Regions from separate parts of the Homo sapiens genome. Here region 2 is linked to region 1. Evidence: read pairs that join two places in POLR2A ChIA-PET (ENCODE). Cell type or tissue: PC-9. All regions are shown on one strand. Links, peaks and the distances in the headings refer to the core of each region. The heading gives the core; the rest is flanking DNA. Region 1 holds the start of LOC105371684 (a long non-coding RNA gene). Region 2 overlaps PPP1R12B (protein phosphatase 1 regulatory subunit 12B).

Evidence for each region. ChIA-PET counts read pairs that join two places held together with the same protein. Peaks named below come from ENCODE experiments on the same cell type or tissue, not always from the same donor. Only the 100,000 strongest peaks of a DNase experiment are listed, where the experiment ranks them.
Region 2: POLR2A ChIA-PET joins it to region 1 with 5 read pairs; 1 of 35 experiments calls an interaction of 5 or more read pairs at or near these places.

What each region holds. Positions count from the first base shown.
Region 1 is chr1:202,106,332-202,117,259 of GRCh38, reverse strand. It overlaps LOC105371684 (a long non-coding RNA gene), which reads left to right and starts at 8,090. Exons shown (of 2, transcript XR_001738375.2): 1 at 8,090-8,290. RefSeq lists an enhancer at 8,373-9,346. In PC-9, for the core only: no CTCF peak of the experiment used is centred there; DNase peaks (open chromatin) are centred at 3,659 and 4,519; H3K4me3 peaks cover 692 bases; H3K27ac peaks cover 3,716 bases.
Region 2 is chr1:202,581,393-202,592,320 of GRCh38, reverse strand. It overlaps PPP1R12B (protein phosphatase 1 regulatory subunit 12B), which reads right to left. Exons shown (of 24, transcript NM_002481.4): 24 at 1-10,928. SYT2 (synaptotagmin 2) reads left to right here. Exons shown (of 9, transcript NM_177402.5): 9 at 1-1,725. Among named protein-coding and RNA genes, the nearest start is that of SYT2, 120 kb to the left of the region's middle. RefSeq lists enhancers at 381-1,207, 2,878-2,927, 2,333-3,532. In PC-9, for the core only: CTCF peaks have their summits at 2,363 and 2,579; DNase peaks (open chromatin) are centred at 2,910, 3,230 and 4,010; H3K27ac peaks cover 3,105 bases.

The DNA of each region.
Region 1 (10,928 bases), core at 2,390-6,389:
ACTTTGGGAGGCCAAGGCAGGTGGATCACAAAGTCAGAAGTTTGAGACCAGCCTGGCCAACATAGTGAAACCCTGTCTCTACTAAAAATACAAAAATTAGCCGGGCATGGTGGCGCGTGCCTGTAGTCCCAGCTACTCAGGAGGCTGAGGCAGGAGAATTGCTTGAACCTGGGAGATGGAGGTTGCAGCGAGCCTAGGTCACGCCACTACACTCCAGCCCAGGCAACGGTGCAAGACTCAGTCTCAAAAAAAAAGATTAAATGAGTTCATCTATGTAAGTCATTACAATAATATCTGGCATATAATAAGCACTATATACATGTTACCTACTGGCTAGAATTCATTTGATTCTCACAGCAACCTTATGAGGTAGGGTACTATCATTATATCTACCTGTTTTACAGATTTGGAAACTGAACAAGCAGAAGGCAGCCAAAGAGGCAGAGAGGGCAAATTCTGAGACAAGTTCTTTCCCCTGCCCGGGTTCCAGTTCTGAACAGGAACATGGGTCTGGCCTATACTGGACACGGACTAAGGCTGGGGGAAGCATAGATAGTCTGACCCACCAGATCTCACTGTGTCATTCTCCTCCAAGCTCTGGGCCCCTGGCCCCAAGTAGCACTTGGGTGCTGCTCCAGGGGACAGGTGAAGGGCCACTAGTGGGAAAACATGCATCTAAAAGTCAGGAGATCTGGGACTGAGTCCCAACTCGGCTACTAACTAGCCCTGTGATTTCAGGAATAGGTCAGTCACTCATTTTGAAAATATTTGTTGAGCACCTACTATGTGCCAGGCATTGTCCTAGGCATTTGGGAAACAGAGTGAAAAACACAGCATGGCCTCCACCCTCATGAAATTCACATTCGAGGCCGGGCGCAGTGGCTCACACCTGTAATCCCAGCACTTTTGGAGGCTGAGGTGCGCGAATCACGAGGTCAGGAGATTGAGACCGTCCTGGCCAACATGATGAAACCCCGTCTCTACTAAAAATACAAAAATTAGCCGGGCGTGGTGGCGGGCGCCTGTAATCACAGCTAGTTGGGAGGCTGAGGCAGGAGAATCGCTTGAACCTGGGAGGTGGAGGTTGCAGTGAGCCAAGATCACGCCACTGCACTAAAGCCTGGCGAGACTCTGTTTCAAAAAAAAAAAAAAAAATAGGAATTAACATTTGAGGCCAGACACAGTGACTCACGCTTGTAATCCTAGCATTTGGGAGGCCAAGGCAGGCAGATCACCTGAAGTAAGGAGTTCGAGACCAGCCTGGCCAACACGGTGAAACCCCGTCTCCACTAAAATTTAGCTGGGTGTGGTGGTGCGTGCCTGTAATCCCAGCTACTTGGGAGGCTGCGGCAGGATAATCACTTGAACCCAGGAGGCGGAGGTTGCCGTGAGCCGAGATCATGCCATTCCACTCCAGCCTGGGATACGGGGTACAGAGTGAGACTCCGTCTCAAAAAAAAGAAAAAAAAAAAGAAAGAAATTCACATTCAAGCGAACGAGGCAGTCACTGAAAAAGCCAAATTGCAAGTAATATAGCTATAAATTGTGATGAAGTCATAAGATCATGAGACCGCTCTGTCTTTCCAGTTTCCCCTCAGTAAAAGGTAAGGGGTATTCTCCTGGGCCTGAAGACCCCCCAAGCATGCTATGGTAATAAAATGCAGTCATTGTGAAGGCATTTTAAAAGGTAATATGGACTGTAAGATACTGTAAATCAGTGGTTTTTTATTAGATCATCAGGGTCAGAAACACCTGGAAACTGTTTTGAAATGCACATTCTCAACCCCCACCGTAGACCTGCTAGATCAGAAACAGGGTGGGCCCAGCTTCTAGGCGTTTTCTAGCAAGTCCTCCAGGGATTCTGATGAAGGCTAGAGTTTGAGAACTACTATACTAGGCATTCCCATTGCACTCAAATGGTGAGGGGTGGGGGTGGGAGGATGCTTGTAGGAGGGGACAGAGGGAGAAACACTGTGCCCCTGGAGCTCCCAGATCAGGAAGTCACTGAACCTCTGGTGAGCAGGTCCTGTGTCTCCCTATCTTGGTTCTCAGTGCCTGGCATTCAGTAGATGCTTGATACATGTGTTTCAGGGGGCGAAAAAAAAAAAAAAGAACAAGTAAATAGTAAGTAGAAACAAAAAACTGCTCAAAAATCCTACCTGTTATAAAATGCCAAAATTTCCTTAATGGGGGTGGGAGGAAACTTCTGGCTTCCTCGACAAAGGTAACACTTAACAACTTTCAAGTCTGGGTGGCTCACTCCTGTAATCCCAGCACTTTGGGAGTCCAAGGTGGGCAGGTCACCTGAGGTCAGGAGTTCATCCTGACCAGTATGTTGAAACCTGTCTCTACTAAAAATACAAAACTTATCCAGGTGTGGTGGCGTGCACCTATAGTCCCAGCTACTGGGGAGGCCGAGGCAGGAGAATCGCTTGAACCTGGGAGGCGGAGGTTGCAGTGGGCTGAGATTGTGCCACTGCACTCTAGCCTGGGTGACAGAGTGAGACTGTCACAAAAAAAAAAAAAAAAAAACCTTTCAAGATGGTCAGCAGAAAGTCTTTCAACTGTCTTCTGCTCCTGCCCCAAGATGCCCCTTTCCTTGGGGGAAAGGGGTATCCTCCCCACGCTGTGACTTCCCCAGCCATGGCAGCTAGCTGCCTGCATGCAATGTTTCGAGCACATTTCACCATCTTTCCTCACTGGCCTACAGCACAGCTAAGGCAAGGCTGGAATGTTCAGATGCAATGAAATCCTCAAGGATGCTAAAGAGATACAAGCATAGTTGGTTACAAGGAGCCCAGGGATCCAGCTGACAAGGCATGATCCTACCTCCCAGATCCCAGAGCCCCCGTATCGTATCTCCTAGCTGGCACCAAGTGCTAGGAGCTCTCTATAAACACCTACTCTCTTCCAAGTCCACACCAAGAGATGGGTGGAGAGAGGTCCTCTTCTGCTTACTAGGATTGCTCTCCAGGTTAGTTTCTCAGTAAGGACCCTTTCAATATCAGAATAACTACAGGCAGGGACTTGCCTCTTGGGGCCCAACTGGCTGCCCCAACAGAAAAAAACCCCAAGCATTTATGAGACACATAGTGGCTGTGGGAGGAGAGAAAGCCAGCAGGTTGTTATTTGTTTAACAAATGTGTACTGAAAGCCTTTCATGTGGCAGACACATCACTGCTACCCAGAAGCATTTGTTATTAACCCCTCCTTTGATAGCTCACTACTTTCAAGATAGCCCATTCCAATGTTTAGATGGCTGTGATCATGCCGAACTTGTTCCCTTATCAGAAATGTGACTCAAGGAAAATCCACCCGTTGGTTCTTGTTCTGTCCTCTGGAAGAGACAGAACACACACACACACACACAGAATCCAGGTGTGAGACACAGTCAGCAAGCATAACATCAAATGCATAAGGAGTAGGCACTGGCCACAGTAACAGGTGGAGGTATGTGAGGATGGCAGCAGGCAGGAGAGCCCAAGGGGATCAGACAGGCTTGGGTGAGTCAAAGAAGGCTTCCTGAGAAGTTCTAGAAGGGATTTCTTCAGGAGCAGAATTTGAGTGGAAGTGAGAGAGTTAGTCTGGTAGAAAGGAGCTGGGGCAGAAGTTCCAGGCAGGAAGAGAGCTGGTGGGGAGGAAAGACTCCAGGAAGAGCCAGCTGCTGGGTGGAGCCCAGCATCACTCAGCTGGAGGAGAGAGTCTGGCCCCTGCAATCACAAGACCAAGCAGTTGAGCCAGGGCAGGAATGGGGTGAGGCTGGAGGAGCCTGGGAAACCCCACAGGGCACCCTGCATCCTCTCATATCTCCCTTCCCCAGTGATTCCAGGCACATTTGGCTGTCCCCTACAGATGCCTGTACCAGATTTTCATCCTTGGTAGCTGGAGGGGCAGGCTGCAGGGCCCTCTGGAGTCTAGAACTTGGTTCTGAAGCCCTGGGGCAGGTGGAGAGGGATGGGATAGAAATCTTACAGGGAGATCCAAGTCCCAGGCTGTAGCTGAGATAGGTTTGGCTGCAGCCAGGGGCAAACGTGGAAAGCTGCCACAGTTCCTGTTTAGGTGGCTGTCTGGGAGATGGAGCAAGCACTAAACATAGAGGAGTCTCAGGTCCTGCCTCCAAGCTGGCTGGCCCCCTCCCTGAGCCCTTGACCCCAAGTCCTGGCACTGCCGCCATCCCCACCCCATCCCACACAGCCACAAGGCAGCACGGCCACGACAAACAGATTATTCATTGCCAGGTGCCCTAGCCATGTCCTTTCTGCCTTCTTGCCCTGATGTCCTGACACAAGCTGCCAGAGAGCTCAGCACAAAAGAATGCAGGGCAGAGCCAAAGAGGAGGGTTAACCCTTCCCTGGGCAGCATCTGCCTGGACAGCTTTCAGGGGGCCGGTTGGGTGGGTGGGGAGGGAAAGGATGGTTGAACTTCTACCTCTGAGTCCCTCTGAGCCTAAGAGCGGCACCTTCTTCCTGCCCTTCTCTGGAGTTGATGGGTCATCCTAGACACATGAAATTGGATCCACAGAAATCCACATCTCCTCACTTCCCAGCTATGTAGCCATGGGCAAATCACTTAACCTGTCTTTTTTTTTTTTTGAGACGGAGTTTCGCTCTTTCGCTCGGGCTAGAATGCAATGGGGCAATCTCGGCTCACTGCAACCTCCCCCTTCCGGCTTCAAGGGATTCTCCTGCCTCAGCCTCCCGAGTAGCTGGGATTACAGGCGCTTGCCACCACGCCTGGCTAATTTTTTTTTTTTTTGAGACGGCGTCTCGTTCTGTCGCCCAGGCTGGAGTGCAGTGGCGCGATCTCTGCTCACTGCAAGCTCCGCCTCCCAGGTTCACGCCATTCTTCTGCCTCAGCCTCCCCAGCAGCTGGGACTACAGGCGCCCGCCGCCACGCCTGGCTAATTTTTTTATATTTTTAGTAGAGATGGGGTTTCACCATGTTGACCAGGCTGGTCTCAAACTCCTGACCTCGTGACCCACCCGCCTCGGCCTCCCGAAGTGCTGGGATTACAGGCATGAGCCACCCACGACCGGCTAACCTGTCTTTATCTCAGTTTTTGATTTTTGTTTTTTGAGACGAGGACTCACTCTCGCCCAGGCTGGAGTGCAGTGGCGCGATCGTAGCTCACTGCAGCCTCCAACTCCTGGGCTCAAATCATCCTCCTGCCTCTGCTGGTATTATAGGCCCATGCCCGGCAGACCTCAGTTTTCTTTTTTTTAATATTTTAAAATAAAATTATTTTAAAATAGGCCAGGCACAGTGGCTCATGCCTGTAATCCCAGCACTTTGGGAGGCCAAGATGGGTAGATCACTTAAGATCAGGAATTCAAGACCAGCCTGGCCAACATAGTCTCTACTAAAATTACAAAAATTAGCTGGGCGTGGTGGCAGGCACCTGTTATTCCAGCTACTCGGGAGGCTGAGGCACGAGAATTGCTTGAACCTGGGAGGCAGAGGTTACAGTGAGCCGAGAATGTGAAACTGCATTCCAACCTGGGTGACAGAGCAAGACTCCGCCTCAAAAAAAAAATTAATAATAATTATTTTATTTTATTATTTATTTTTTTGAGACAGAGTCTCGCTCTGTCACCCAGGCTGGAGGGCAGTGGCCTGATCTCAGCTCACTACAACCTCAGCCTCCCACGTTCAAGCAATTCTCTTGTCTCAGCCTCCCGAGTAGCTGAGACTACAGGCACTTGCCACTACACCTGGCTAATTTTTTGTATTTTTAGTAGAGACGGGGTTTCACCGTGTTAGCCAGGATGGTCTCGATGCCCTGACCTTGTGATCCGCCTACCGCGGCCTCCCAAAGTGCTGGGATTACAGGCATGAGCCACCGTGCCTGGCCAATTATGTTATTTTAAAATAGAGATAGAGTCTTGCTGTGTTGCCGAGGCTGGTCTCAAATTCCCAGGCTCAAGTCATCCTCCCGCCTAAGCCTTCCAAAGTGCTGGCATTACAGGCAAGCACCACCACACCTTACCCAACCTCAGTTCTTGACTGTAACTGAGGACAATAACATGCACCTCCAAGGTTGCTCTGAACATTAAATTATGAAACTTGAGTGGTGCATTCCTGACATAAAGCATGTTCTTGATGAATGTCAATTTCCTTCCTCACTCCCTCTATTCACTCCTCCTTCACACACCTGCCTCATTCTCCCAGTCCCACTAAGAGCACTGTCCAATGCCTTCAGGCACTTCTGCTTACAGGGTGCAGCAGACCCTGAAACCCCAGGCTAGAGGGTCTCGGCCTGCTGTCCTGCAGCCTGGTAATGTGGCTCTGACTCAGACTGCTGCAGGACCTCGGGCCGTGCTGCCATGATCCCAGGCATCCCAAAGACTCCGGAATGGCTTTGAGGGTTTCCTCTTCCCCTCCTAAAATGATGAGTCTATTTTATGTCCCCCTTAGCCATTACCCCATACTGGGGGTGGGGAAGAGGCAGAGAGTGCTTCAAAGGGAGGGGGCAAAGCTCCCTGGCCACACCTCCCTGTGGGAGAGACGGAGGAAATTTCCTGTATGCAGAGGAGGTTAAAGACAGACACAGGGGGCCAGGCGCGGTGGCTCACACCTGTAATCCCAGCACCTTGGGAGGCAGAGGCTAGTGGATCACTGGAGGTCAGGAGTTCGAGACCAGCCTGACCAACATGGTGAAACCCCGTCTCTGCTAAAACTACAAGGCTGTGCATGGTGGCTCATGCCTATAATCCCAGCACTTTGGGAGGCCGAGATCAAAACCATCCTGGCCAACATGTTGAAACCCCGTCTCTACCACAAATATAAAAGTTAGTTGGGCATGGTGGCGCACGCCTGTAATCCCAGCTTCTTGGGAGGCTAAGGCAGGAGAATCTTTTGAATCTGGGAGGCGGAGGTTGCAGTGAGCCAAGATCGTGCCACTGCACTCCAGCCTGGTGACAGAGTGAGACTCTGTCTCAAAAAAAAAAAAAAAAAAAAAGACTCAGAGATCCCACCCCAGCCCCTAGCTCTGGAATCGGAGCCCAGCCTCTATTCCCTAGAACAGGCAAGGCCAAGCTGGCTGCCCAACATCTTGGGTGAGACTTGATTTATGCATGAATAGAATGATTTCTACCCATGAGCAAAGGTCCTCCTACCTCTGGCTGTCCTTGGCTGTAGGGGTCAGATCTTGACCCCTCTGAATCTTCCTGGGGTTCATTCTGTTTCTCTCCTGTCTAAACCAGCACAAAAGTCCTGTGAATCTGCAGGGGCAGTGTTTTGCCCGTTTGGGGGCCTGTGGCCTTGCGGGCTGAGGGAGGCCCTTTGCTGAAACTACCCTATACACCCTACATGAGAACAACCTGCAGGGGCCTGGGAACCTAGGTCATGTCTGTCTCCCCAGTGCCTAGCATAATTCCTGACACAAAGTATGCACTTCATGCATATAAGTTGTTTTCGTTTTTAGCAGGTCTCTGCTTGAAGACGTGGCAGCCTTCAGTCAAGGTCATGTCTAGAGTCTCAATACTGGGTAGTATGAGTGCCCTGCATCTGGAGGGCTCGAAAATTTGAGGGTTACACTGAAACAAGTTTGGATTGTCTGCATCTCCCTCTATTGAGGTCCCTCTGGCATAGAGCACTGAAATGCTAGTTCATCTAGCACCTAGGCGCTAGTTCATAGACCCTGAAACTCCCAGGCTGGGGGGTCTTGGCTTGCTGTCCTGCAGCCTGGTAATGTGGCTCTGACTCAAATTGCTGCAGGACCTTGGGCCATGCTGCCATGATCCCAGGCATCCCAGAGACCCCGGAATCATAGGCGCTAGTTCAACTAGGACCTATGAACTAGCATTTTTCCCTCATAGTCAACAGAAGATCCCTGTTCTCCCAGCCTTTGGGCAGGGCCTAGAGTAGGAAGATTGGAGGACACACAAGCATAGTGCCCCTTTCCCAGGTCTCCCTCTGGACATGCCTGATCCACTGTGGCCAGCTGGGGGGCACCCCCCTACAGGAAATCCTCCAGGGTGGGACCATGGGGCCAATATCTGACCTGGATCCTGGAACTTTGGCAAGATGCCCTTGCCAACAATCACGAGCACTGAGCCCTCCTCTGGAAGGAGAAACCCTCCCTCTGGGCCTAGCCCTCATCCGTAAAATGGGGCTTTGCTAGGGGTACTCTCAGTCCCCTCCAAGCACTAGTATTCCCAGGTAAACCTACGAATGATGCCCAGTCAATGTTTTTGTTTGGTTTTGTTGTTTTTTGCAGAGGATGAGGGAAAATGTCTGGACCACTGTTGGCCTAACAGTTCACAGAAAGCTGCCACTGTGCACTGGAAAGGTATATTTAGGTCTCTTGCAATGTCCTTTTCTCTTTTGCCAATTTCTGACCCAGGAGGGTGGAGGAGAATAGAGATGGTGGTGACCTTGGTGGAGGCAGGAAGGAGCAGGGCTGATAGCTAGATTTTCATCTGTGCAGGTGCATGTTTATGCATTTGTGTCTGTCTCTGAGCTCAATATAGATCAGCGTGTATCTCCCTCCATATTAGAGTTACAGAGCTCTCCATTTACAGCTGTAAAAGAGATTTATATTTCTTTCTAGAATGGTTGGGGCAGGGGTGTGGTTCAACAGATGGCTAGCAGGTTACAGGTGTGTCTAGCTGAAAAAAGTATCTGGCCCTGGGCCTCCTGATTGGCTGTCAGTGAGTCACAGCGGTTGGGTTCTTGGAGTGGAGCTAATTGGCTGTCATGGAGTTGGGTTCATGCCCTGCCTTATCTTTAGGGCCTTCTTCTGCCAGCCTAGACGGACAATGTTCCCTGTAGAGGCAATGACGCTTGCAGGCTGCTGACTGCGGGTCAGTGGGACGTGCCCTTTGGGTAGTTTTCCCAGCAGCATGTGGTTCACCTTGACCTGGCCACACCCTGACTCCTCAGCTCTCCAGAGCCCGAAGGATGGCACCCTACTGGGGAGTGATTCCAGGGGCCAGCTGGCTGTGACCTGGCGAAGTCACAAAGGTATTTCCTCAGTTCTGGAAGTGCCATCCGAACTGACTGGCAACAAGAAAGTGTTTGTGGGTAAACATTGTAGAAACCAACTCTGGATTCTGTGAAAGGCCTCTGGAGAGATAGGCAGGGAACTGTTGCCATGGTAACCAGCTCAGGGGGTCGGAGCAGAAAGCAGAAGAGAGGCAGGCAGGAGGGGTCCCTGTCTTGGCTTTCCAGATGCAAGGAATCCTTGAACATGCAGGCTCTGGGAGTGGTCTGCCTCCCGGCCTCAAGTCACATGTACACACAGGGCTTTTCACTTCTCCTAGGCCTTACATGGGTGTGGCTTCATGCCCTTCCAGGGAGCAGGACCCAGACAGTTATTCCAGGGTGAGAGATGGGCAAAGCAAGCCCTCCAGGAGCATACACACTGCCCAAGGTCACAGGGCAGAGACCAGCAGCCAGCAGGAGCCCAGCAGGCACAGGAACACTTGACGAAATCCGTTTTCTGTCTGTCCGCCAAACTAGCTGCAGCCCCCGGTCCTCCATTAAGAGTCCCAGGGACCACTCAGCTCAGGGTAGTGGGAGGAGTTGGCATAATCTTCTTGGCTCAGGGCTACAACTTCTGAGAAGTTCAAACAACCACATATTTCCCCATCCTCCTCCTCCCACCTGTTTGTCCACCTGAGTAGAATACAATTTCTGTGTCTGAGCAGTGGGGGGCAATTGAACTGGGGAGACCTTGACAGGCCCCTTATCAGCTCCCTGGGGCTGCCAGGCTGCCTGTTGGTATCCTGGACTCCCGGCTCTTGCCCGCCCAGGCTGGCACAGTTGCCATCCAGGGTGCCTGGGCGGAGAGCCAGAGGGAATTTTCCACCTGCCTGCCTTTGTTGTCTGCTCTGTGGTCTGGAGCCTGGGCCAGGGGCGGGGCAGGCCCCCTGGGTATCTGCAGGAGGGCTCCGAGGTTGCCTTGGGCTGCCTCACACAGGAATTGCCAACCCTTCCCATGTTCCATGACCCAGCGAGGTTTCTTTTTCTCCATGGGGGAGATGCGGGAGCTAGTGGGGATAGGGGAAGGTTGGGCACTGGGGTGGGGATGCCCACCTGGGTAACCACAGAGTGCCAGGGTTAGAAGGAGCCTAGGCTTATCCAGCTGAGCCCCTACCTTGTACAGATGGGAACACTGAGGCGCCTGCCTTGTACAGATGGGGATAAGAGGGCAATGGACATGGCCAAGGTCACAAAGGGAGGGTAGATGCCAAGCCATGACTCAAAGCCGCTTTCCAGACTCACATCCCAGTATCTGTCACCAAACCTTTCAGTCCCCCCATAACTTCACTTTTCCATTCGGGGCTGAATCAGGCTATGGGTCTCCCACTCCAACCCCTCCTTCCACACCCTGTCCTCTCTTCTTAGCACAGGATGTGTGGGCCTAGGCCTGCCTTCCACAGCTCCTCAATGTGAGCACCAGCTCCCCTGGCCCCCGACTGCCTTCAAGAGGCCCTCCCCTCCTGGAACTGGCTGAGCTCTGCACAGGGTCCTCAGGCTGAGGGCGGGGCCTGGGCTGCTCTAGGGGCAGTGGGTGAATGAAGACAAACCCATGGGAAGAGATGAGAGGCAGCGGGCTGAGCTCAGCAGCTGGACAGGGTGGTGGGCCCACTTGGAGCTGTTTTATGCTCCCCAAGTGCCTCACCTTTCTAGAGAGCTCCAACCCCTGTGCTGGCCTTGGGCAATCTGTGGGTGTGGAGTCAGGCTGTGCCCTAGAGCCTTATATCTCTCCTTCCTGCGGTGAGGTGACCCAGGTGCACCTGCTCCTGGGGGGTAAACAGCAAATGAGAGGCCCGGGGCAGGGGTGGGGCAAGGCTGAAACTGGGTGCCTGGAGCTGGATGAGTCACGTTCTCACTCCGGGGCCACCAGGGATAAGAGGGGGAGTGAAGGATGGGGGAAGGACAGATTAGGGCCATGACAGGGCCAACTCAGAACACCCCCCCAC
Region 2 (10,928 bases), core at 1,093-5,092, 480 kb before region 1:
TTGGGAGATGCTGGAGGACCCTGTCGCCCTGAAGGCCTGTTTGCTGCACATCTGCCTGCAGAGCCAAACCTCAGGGCCCGGTGCAGTGTCCAGCCTGGTATCTGGCATCCCAGTAGCTTCCATGTTCTGTGTATGTGTGTGGTGTGCCCCTTCCTCCCACTGTTTGAATTCACTGAAAAGCCATAAAGGGGGCCTCCTGCTGGAGATTTGGCCTCCCTTGGCTCCTCCCAGGAGCCCCCATGTCTCTCCAACTGGCTCCCCACAGACCACTTCTGAAGGGCTCACCTGTTGTCACTCCCTCCTGCTCCCTCAGTCCCGTGTCATGAGAATGGACGGTGTCCAGGGCTTCCGGTGGGGTCTCAGGAGATGCCCATGCTGGCCCTGCCCGAGCTGGCTTTCTCGGCCTGGGTTCACAGTTCAGCTCCATCTCTACGCTGGGCGAGGAGCAGACAGCAGTGGGACTCCATGGTTCTGGATACCTTTCCTGGGGTCCCTGTGGAGGCAACCAGGATTTTCAGGAGCAGCCAGTCAGCAGCTCAGCCAGGGATGACAGAACCATCCCTGCTTACTCACCTCTGTAGTGTGAGGGTCTGTGGGTGGTGATGGAGGAGGGACTCAGGGAGAGGCCGGTGAATACAGGGGCTGACGCTCTTCCCTCGTGCATCCTCCTGCAGTCTGACAGAAAGCAGCCCAATAGCGGGGCAACCTCAGGGCTACCAGCGATCCCCTGAGAGTGGGGTGGGCAGGTTCAGCTGTGAGAGAGGCTCAGGCAGAGCAGGTGTGGACTAAGTCCCCTGACCTTCACACCTGCTCCCCAGAGAAGCCCCAGCCAGTTGCACCAAGTAGCAGAGGTGAGTAGAGGGGCCTGGGGGCTTCCAAGGCCCCAGGTCATCCTGTTGAACTGAGAGGGACAGGTAGCCCCCCTGCCTGCGGCCCCTGGCCCCATGGGCACCTGAGGGCAGTACTGCATGGGAAGAGCCCAGGATGCCTCAGGCCTGGCAACTGTGACAAGTATGAGGAAGGAGAGAGAACGGGAAGGGAATCAGGCAGGGCGCATTCGAGGAGGCCAGAGGTGGCGAGGCAGGCTTGCCCTGCACAAACCACAACAGAAGTTGCACACAGAAGTCCCAGGGACCTTTGTGCTGGGAACTGAAAGAGTGGGGAAGGTGGAGGGGACCATTTCAGAGCAGGCTGGAATCAGGTGCTTGGACCAGTGAAGACATGTCTTGCTTCCTCCAGCTCTCTCTGGGGCCCTCCCACTCTCCACACCCACAGCAGAGACAAATTGAGGCAAGAGTTGAGAGAGCATCTGTCTGGTGAGGTGATGGGAGCAGTGTGCATGGGGCACCAGGAGTTCCTCCATCCCACCTGCCTTAGCGATCAGGACTTTAGGGGGGCCTCTTCAAAGATAGTGACCCTTCTGCCCTGACTCCTGCCCATCTAAGGACTTGATTTGCTGCTTTCTGAAAACCCTGGGGCTGAAAACTTCAAAATCAGGGCCTGGCAGAGCCTAGCTTCGCCAAGGTCAGCCCACCAGGAGCCCTGCCTTCGTCTCCATAGGAAGGACACATGTACAGCCCTTGCCCCCGGCCCTCTCATTCCCACTTCTGCTTGGCAATGCTCTCCATCTCCCTTATGTGGACTCTTGTTCTTGTCTGATCTCTTGTCAAATTGTTATTTTGTAATGAACTGCGTCTCCTTATTAAAGAAATGAGCTGAAAGAAACCTGGGGGTGGGGGGTGTCTCTGGTTGTTTTTGCTGCGCTGAGGTGGGGGTGAGGGAGTGGGAGCTGCCTGTGAGGGTCAGTATGGTGGGTGAGGGTGGTGAGATGGTCCTGAGGCTCTGGCTTCTAACCCAGAATCTCCCTTCAGGGAAGCACCAAAAGGGGCTGAGGTCCCCTCTCTCCTGGGGTTGGGGGAAGACCAGATTGGCACTCTGGTGGGTGCTGGGGCCCACACATCTCCTGAGAACACATGCCAGGCTGTGGAACTGTGGGGAGTGTGGTGGTGCCGGGGAACATTGTCTGGGAGGCTGGGCGGGGCGGGGTGGTGGTGGGGACTATATTCTTGAATTCCCTTCCAGTAGAGCTGGGCTTAGGGAACAGCCACAGTCTGAGCCCAATGACGAGAGGGAGGCTGGCCCTGGGAAGTGGGAATTTGAAAAGTAACAATTTCTACAAAGTCCTCAGTTGACTCTTTGCAAATAACTTGAAATGTCTTTAACTTCTGAAGCAAAGATGTTAGGGACCAGGGATAGGGCGTCAGAATTTTTAGGGAAAGGGAGAGTGGGACAGCATTGCCCCCAAAGACCAGGGAAGAGTAAAACTCCTTCTTCGGTTCCCACTTCCACCTGTCTCCTCTCCTTGAGGATAGACCAGCAGCTACCATTTTTGTCAGTTTACACCAGCACCTGTCCTCCAGGAACACCGTTGGCTAGATGTGTGCTTGTCCATCAGGTCCAAAGGCATGGGGGCAGTGAATGCAAGCAGGGATGGGAGCTGCCCACCTGAGGGAGCATGAGCCCAGATCCTTTAACATCTATCCTGTCTTGCTGCTTCAGTCCCTAAGGCTGGGTAGGGTGAGGGGCATGAGCCTTTCAGCAGACGGACTGGGATTTATCACCTGAGGGTCTCCTGGCTAAGAATATGAGCTTTTTACTCTGCCAATAGGTTGTGGCCTTCTCCTTTCCCCCCAAGAGGGCTGGACCACGTGACGGCTAGGTGATACTGTATCTGCAGACCTTACTACAACCAGTGGGGGTCAGAAAGAGAAATGACATTTGCAGTCTAGGAACCCTTTGCATCGGTCATGCTTCTTTGCCTCTGTTTTGTGCCCCAGGACAGGACTGAATTCTTCAACCATGACATCAAGTGTGCTTGTTCTGCTGCTGCTTGGGTTACAAACAGCTGGGTGACATCAGGGGAGAAGAATCTTCCCTCCCTGACCTCTCCCCAAGTCAGTGACCAGGGATTTCCGCTTGGCAGGAAACACAGGGCTGAGCAAAGCCAGAGGCAGGGCTTGCTGGATGGAGAAACCAGACCCAGATCCTGGCTGCCTGGGGTCAGACCTGGCCACCCACGTACAAACCCTGCCAGCGGGCCTGAACAGCTCTTCTCTGGGCATGGCTCCTTCATTTTGAGTTTAGATTTAACCTTCAATAGCCCCCAAGTTAACTACATTTGTAGTTTGGAACTACAGGATAGTTTTGGATCTCCTGAATTAAACAATGACCTCATGAAGACTTATGGATATAGCAGATGACTAAGGGTGATGGCAGGAGACTTCCATGAGCCCAAGGAAATCACCACCTCCCTAGACCTCAACTTTCCCATGTACTAGAGTGTGCTAGTGTTCACCTGGATGGCCTCAACACCTTTGTCACTTAAACCTGGTGTCTTCCAAGAAATAACCGTATATACTCTTGGTTACTTGAAGCTTGGAACCTTGATATCTATCTATCTATCTATCTATCTATCTATCTATCTATCTATCTATCTTACGGTTCTTTTGAACGCCAATCTAGGCTTCTCCTTGGCCTGACTCCATTTAGGAAATTCCTTGATACTACCAGAGACCCTTCTCAGTGGCCATGACTCACTGTGGCTGTCCCTGGGGAAGGGGCCTCTATGTGGACAGGAGTTGTAGGAGGCTGGTGGGCGAGGCCCCCACCAATGATAAGATGTAAAATCAGAAGAGGCTGCCCCAGATGTGAGATTCTAGAAATCCCATGCTCTGAACTGTGGAGACAGTCACAAAGTTAAAACACAGTTTTATTTACTCATTTATAAATACTGTTGTGTTTACAGGCATCATATAGAAGTGAATATTATTATTCCCAAACTTTCAAACACAGAATACTCAAAACTATATAACAACAACCAGTAAAACAAAACCATTCATCTTAGGGTTGAAAGGCCACTCAAAATTGCATAAAAATACATTCAGTTCACAAAGCAAGTCTGGCTGCTTCTCCCTAAACAACCCCAACCCCACCCCATCCCAGGTGTATTTACAGTGGACTGAAGTTAATCCATACAACTCAGCTGAAAAACAGTTACATCTGGTGTGTGAACCTTGGTGGAACTAGGGTGAAGGGTGGAGTAAAGACACAAAATGCTACCACTAAAATGGGAGAGGCATGGAAACCTCAGGGTGGTTCTTTTCACCCCTGTTGATCAAGGTCAGGGCAAAGACAAGGAGGAAGGAAAACCATAAAGCCAAAGTCTGAGTGTGAACCACTCAACTGAGCACAGGCTGTAGCTTCTCCAAGAAGGATGCAAGGGTGAAACATTCTTTCCTTCCTTCTGCAGGGAAATCATTGCCCTGGTGTGCCAGCCAGTGGTAGGCACAACCTTTCAAAAGTTCAAGGGATGCTGGCTAGAAAAGGAGGTATTCTGGATTGCTGCCTCCTCTCAGAACCCTCTCCTACCCCGCAGCCTGCCTCCTGGTGTCTTTTTTCCTCCAAACTCTCTTTACCTAACCTCTCTTCATCAGAAGGCAAGCGGGAATCTGTTCCGGGTTTCAGTAGAGTGGGAGAAAGGACAGGCAAAGGCACAGATATTTAGGCGAGAGTCAAGCTACTTCTGGCCCTTGCATGTCCCTTATTCAGGAATAGTGGGCCCCGACGACTGGCACTCCGACTCTCAACTCTGGTTTTGGGAGAACATTAGAGGCTCTTAAGAGGCTCCCCACCATCAGTGTGCCTTTCCTGAATCCTTGCTCTTTGAATGGGCTGAGCTGTTGCCACCAGATGCACTGATACACTGATTGATTAGGTTTGTGCTGGGAAGACACACTTCTGTTTTAAGCTATAAACAGTCTCAGGATAAAGAGTAAACCAGACATGGCTACTCATGGTCTCCTTGGCCAGGCTATGGAGGAGTCATACGGGCCTAAAAGTCAAACCTCATCTCTGAGGGGACATTAGCATAGCCGAGGAGCTTTGAAACTGGAATAGGGGGCGGTGGTGGTGGTGGTTGGTATACCCAACTTCTACAGGAATCTTGGCTGATTCATGGAAAACCACCTCTCTAAAGCACCCTCGGCTCCAAGTGAGAAAAGCAAGGAATTAAGAATGCAGAGGGAGATGAAAGGGAGAGGAGTGAAGTGTATGCTTATTCTGGAAGGACATAAGAGCATCCTGATGTCACCTTAAGGGGCCACCCAAGTAAATCTTTATTGGAAACATCAGGGAAAAATTTGGAGGAGAAATAACAGAAAATATCACTCTGGCAGATTCATGGTCCAAAATAAGCAGATGAATTGGGGAACAGCTCAAATAGGTCCTTTGGGGGATTAGAAGGGAGGGGGAAAAACAAAAGATATGATTTAATAAATAAAATTGGTTTCTGAGTTTTCATTTGTAATCAAGTATATGCCAGACCTCATTTTAAAAGCTCTGGGCTAGCAAATGTGCATGTGAACGCACATAAGCTAGATCCAAGAGTTATCCCCAAATTGCTAAACCTTTTTAGGTAAGGCCAGAACATTCATTAATGGTATTGTCTTTAGACACACCCACCTCTTACTTACAGTTCTCCCGAAGGAGGGCTTCCGGGACACTGGGTTGTAAGCCAAACCTGGGTTCTATGTTTGCCCTCAACCCCAACTCTCAAAGGAGAAGTGAATGCATCTTTCACCATGCAGCTGCTGGCTGCTGGCCAAGATTCTGTGTTTTTTCTCAGCCCTCAGAAATCACCTCATTCCTAGTAGCTGTGACCAACAGTTCCTGGACTACAATGAAGTTGATCTATTTTCCAATCTAATCAGAACACAAAAGATCAATAGCTGTCCCTGACAGGGTCTACTGCTTCCTGAGCAGTGTCAATACCCATTAAGGAAGCTGATTAAAATCTCTGCTCAGCTGGAGCCTGAGGGATGAAGTCACCAGTGAGACAGAACTCATTTCTGTGTGACAAAGCTTTGTTTCTGTGAAACTCTCTTCCTTCCCAGTACTTGCAGCTTCCACCCTGCTCTATGTCCAAAGCCCCTGGGCCTTCTGCCTTCTTCCCATCGCAGCACACAGCCACCTCCACTTCCAGGGTCTCTGCCCTTTCACTCCAATTACACCAGGTCCTGTAGGAGGCTTGTGAAAGCCAAGTGCTGTTCTATGCAATATGGTTGTGTGGACTCTGGGTTTGTAAACACTGCTTTGGTAGTCTCCTCTTCAGACCTGCTTTGAAGGAAAGACCATCTTGAATGGTATCAGAACCTCCTACTTCTGGTAAGTCCAAAATCCAGAGGGGGAGCTCAATGGAACTAAAGATTGAGGTTCTTGTCGAGGAAAATTTTCTTGCTGCTGTAAGGCAGAGTTCAAGACAATGAACCAGACGGTGCTAAGCAGAAAAACGATTAGTCTGCTATTTGGGTGTGAAGAGCCAATGTAGATCCCATTTTAAGAAAGCTGAGGAAAGGTGGTTGAGGAAACCTATGAAGCAGCAGGTCTATTTCCTATTAAAACAACTTGTCCAAAGGCTGCCTGCAACAAATTGCTTTCTATCCATTTCTCCATGAGCTCCAATTTCCACCTCTGCAGGCTTTAATATTCTTACCAAGCCAGCAGGAGGGAAAGCCATTGCAACATCATTCAATTACCCTCAATATTAAATTCACTTCCCAAAAAGGATGAGAAGTCAACCTTGATGTGCTCATATTAAACAGTTTAAATCCAGAAGAAAACAAAAAATTCTGGACTTGGATTTTTGAGGTTAGAAAGAATTTTTGAAGCAGAAATCCCAATAAATATGCTGATCTTCCTAAGAATGAATAAATCACAGAATTTTAAGCCAAAAGGAAAGGGCACATAAAGATTATCCAGTCCAACCTCATTTTACAGACAGGGAGGGTGACCTGCCCAAAGTCACATGACTAAAAGGAGAAGGGGTGGCCTTGGAATACAGATGTTCTGACTTCTAGGGTCTTATCTTTTAATGTTGCCTTTTTGTCCTCAAAGCTGCCTGCTTATTGGGTTGGAAGAACTCACATCTTATGAAGGGTTAGACCCTGCCTTGAAAATCAGTATGGTAGGCTGGGCGTGGGCCCTTACGCCTGTAATCCTATCGCTTTGGGAGGCCCAGCCAGGTGGATTGCTTGAGCCCAGCAGCTTCAGACCAGCCTGGGCAACATGGCAAAACCCCATCTCTACAAAAAAATTCAAAAATTAGCTGGGCATGGTGGTGCACACCTGCAGTCCTAGCTGCTCGGGAGCTGAGGTGAGAGGATCCCTTGAGCCTGGGAGGTGGAGGTTGCAGTGAGCTGAGATCACACCACTGCACTCCAGCCTGGGCGAGAGAGTATGGTGACTAAGATTTGTAGTAATAACTGGGCCTAGATTTAGGCCAATTACACGACCTCTGATTGGTAAGTGTGTGCTTAAAGTGCGGTCAGTGCTGGCATAAACAATGGGGTTTGAGGGCCCCTGATGATATCTCTGAGGGAAGGATACCAGGGCTCCTGCAGTGTTACTTCACTGATAAGCTCCAGTGGAACCAGTGGCTCATCTGGTAGAGTAGAATTTCCCTTTTCTTTCTGCTTAAATGCTGAATCCTTTCTGCTTTCTTTTTCCTTTTTGCACCTTTGGAGGTGCAAAGCCGCCTGGAAGCTGAATAACTGGCAACACTTTTAAATAGTTCTCTCTTCTCCAGGCTTCTTCTGCTCACTCCATGCCCACCTCAAGGGTGCCGACACTCACCAGTGGCCTGGACCGAAACACTGGCCTTTCTCTGAGAGGAGACAGTGTCTGTCTGTGGCTAGGAGAGGCTGCAAACAGGCCAAAAATCCAGACACCTAACAAAGTACATGGCTTTGAGAGTTTCTTCTTCCATCATCTTTGGCTCAATTAAATGCCTCTAGTGGAGAAACAGTCAGTAGTTTACACACACTTTCGTGGGATCCACAGACCATTAACTTGAGTTTTAGCTTCCTTGCTTCCTGAGTGGAACCATCTAATAAGCACATGGTTTGGGGAAGGGAAATGGGTAAAATGTTGCAAAAGAGAGATCTGAAATCTCACTAGTGGCCTCAGATAGCAATAAATGAATCTAAGTCTTCTTAAACTTGGGGTGGGAACTAGGACAGAAACCAGGGGAAGCCCAGAAGAGAAGTAAACACATCCTGCAGTTGGAAGACAGGGAGGTTCTAGGGAACATCAAATGAGAATGGCCCACTAGAGAATCTGGTACACTGAGTAAGCCCAAAGCATGTCTATTCTTTAGATTCTTTAGAGGCAACACCCTGAGATTTGCATAACCCTTTCGCTAGAGATTGGGATGGGGCTGGGGTCATCATACTCTGGAGCTATCTGGAAAAGGATCAGCAGCCCTGGAAAAACAAACTTTAGCCCCAGAATCTCTGGAATGGCCAAATCATTACTTCCAAAGGTGTGGCTCGGTTTTTGAAAAATAACAAATTAATGAAAACAGAGTTTTACCAGGAACATTCTCTTTCCCATTCTGATATTTCATGTAAAGACTCTAAGTTAAGTGACAGACCTGAGCCCCATGTTGTTGGCCATGTCTGCAGCTATTTATTCAGCTTGAGCTGCCTGGGGTGCTCATGAGTCTCCAAACCAGCAGGTGAGGACTGAGGATTGTGGCCACTGAAGAGGCCAGCAGTAGGTACCTGTCCAAGCAGCACAAGAAAAAGGAGACCTGCTGATGCCAGTATCCAGAGAGAACTGCTGGCTAGTAGAAGGCCTATAATTACCATCTCATGGGGCTTCCAGACAATACAGTTGTGAAGGAATGGTATTTTATCTCTGGAGATAGACCAGAAATCAGTTAATAAAATTAATTGCATAAGAGAAAGTACCTGAAATTACCTAGGATAGTTTACACTTACTTTCATGAGTTCTTGGCTATAGAATCCAGTATTCCTGAGATTGAAAAGCTTGCAAATTTCTTGTCACAAGGAAAACTTTCTGGCAAGAAAAGTCAGCTTTAACATGGAAGGGTCATGTGAAGTGGCAGGGATGCAACACCAATCTAAGAGTTTTGAGAATCTGCCCCCAGTACTTTTGAAAGGCACAAACAGATCTGAGGAGGCTCTCTGTAACCCCTTTCCCTGGTCTATTGAGTGGAAAAGGGTCAAGATGTATTCCTAATAATCCAATTTTCTTTTCTTGAGAAAGAAGTATCATCTTCCTTCCCCAATATTCAAAATGTTCCAGGATAATCAATTAGTCAACACCTTATGTTGATTTCCTCTCCCAGAATGAAGGATATAAAACTTATTACTCTAATTTAGCATTCCCTGAGAACTGAACTTACAGTACTCCCATGATAATACGAAGTCTCAAGATAGTAGCAGCTTCTCTTGAAAAATGGTTGGAAATGAAAGACAGAATTTTATACACTCTAAAAATGGGGTTTTGTCAGAGGAAACATATCTCCTGTTCTGTAATTGGGATTTTTTATTTATTTATTATTATTATTTTTTTTGAGATGGAGTCTTGCTCTGTCACCCAGGCTGGAGTGCAGTGGCGTGATCAAGGCTCACTGCAAGCTCCGCCTCCCGGGTTCACGCCATTCTCCTGCCTCAGCCTCCTGAGTAGCTGGGACTACAGGCGCCTGCCACCACGCCTGGCTAATTTTTTGTATTTTTAGTAGAGATTGGGTTTCACCGTGTTAGCCAGGATGGTCTCGAACTCCTGACCTCGTGATCTGTCCACCTCGGCCTCCTGAAGTGCTGGGATTACAGGCATGAGCCACTGCACCTGGTGGAATTGGGATCTTGAATTACAGCTTCTAGTTTAAACAGCATGTGGTGTTTCAGAGGGAGGACCATGGAGAGCTACATGTCATGTTAGGAAAGAATTAACAGACAGAGGTAGTATATATTAAGGGAATGAACCACTCTAAACACTGAATATCACTGGCAACCCTAAAATGATGAGGATTTAATGACTTGCACACTCAAGTGAACCAAGGGATAAAACTCCTACAAAAAGAAAATACTGTAAGTATTAATGCTAGGTTATCATCAAGAACTAATGGTTTAATTTTGCACTGGATTTGTATTCTTTCCAGGCCTGGACATGATATTTTAAAGGCTGGTTTTGTCTAGAGGAGGATGGCCAAGATGTGACAGGTAAGAAAAGCATGCCATATGAGGAATGACTTAAAGGACTAGAGTAACAGCAGCTCAAAGTAAGACTGAGGGGGAGACCACCCACTGCACATATCTCAAGTGCCGTTAAAGAGTTGCAGATAGTAGATCTGGACTACAAGGAGAATCCACAGGCAGACTTCAGCTGATATGAGGAAAAACTCTCTCGTTATTAGAGTTGCCCAACTTTTGAGTAATAAATGCATAGCCACCAGAGGCTACCTGACCATGCCCATGGGTGAAAGCTGTGGTAGCAGGGGTCCCTGTGACACAATAATAGAAAGCTGGACCTAATGACCTCTGGGTCTTGCCACTCTAAACTTCCATGACTCTCATCAATGGGTTGAAAGTACTTCATTCCATTAAACCTCTATTAAGTGCCATTTCCCCTATTAATTTCTAAGAAAGTAAATCTCTCTGCTAAATCTAACCACTGGAAATAATCAAATTCACCACTATTCTCACAGCCCAGTAGGCTGCTATCTTCCATCTTCTTTGTCACAATGTTGCAAGTGGCCTCAGATACTTGACTTTCGCCATATGTGTCTTTCCAGCCTGCTTCCACTTCCTAGTCCATCTCTCAACAATCTCCCCTCCCCACCTCTCATTCCTCCTTGCACTGACTTCATTTCTCATTAGAAGCAGGTGTCAGGGCGAAGAGAGGAAAACAAGGTCAAGGAAGTGAGGCAGAATGGAGTATTCAGAGCCCAAATTTTCTTATAAAGAAAATCACTTTGAAGGGGGAAGATAAGTGGGAGACGAAAACAATGAGCTGACACTTATGCCATAGTCTACCTTCCAGGGAGCAGGCAGTGGTGCTGCCAC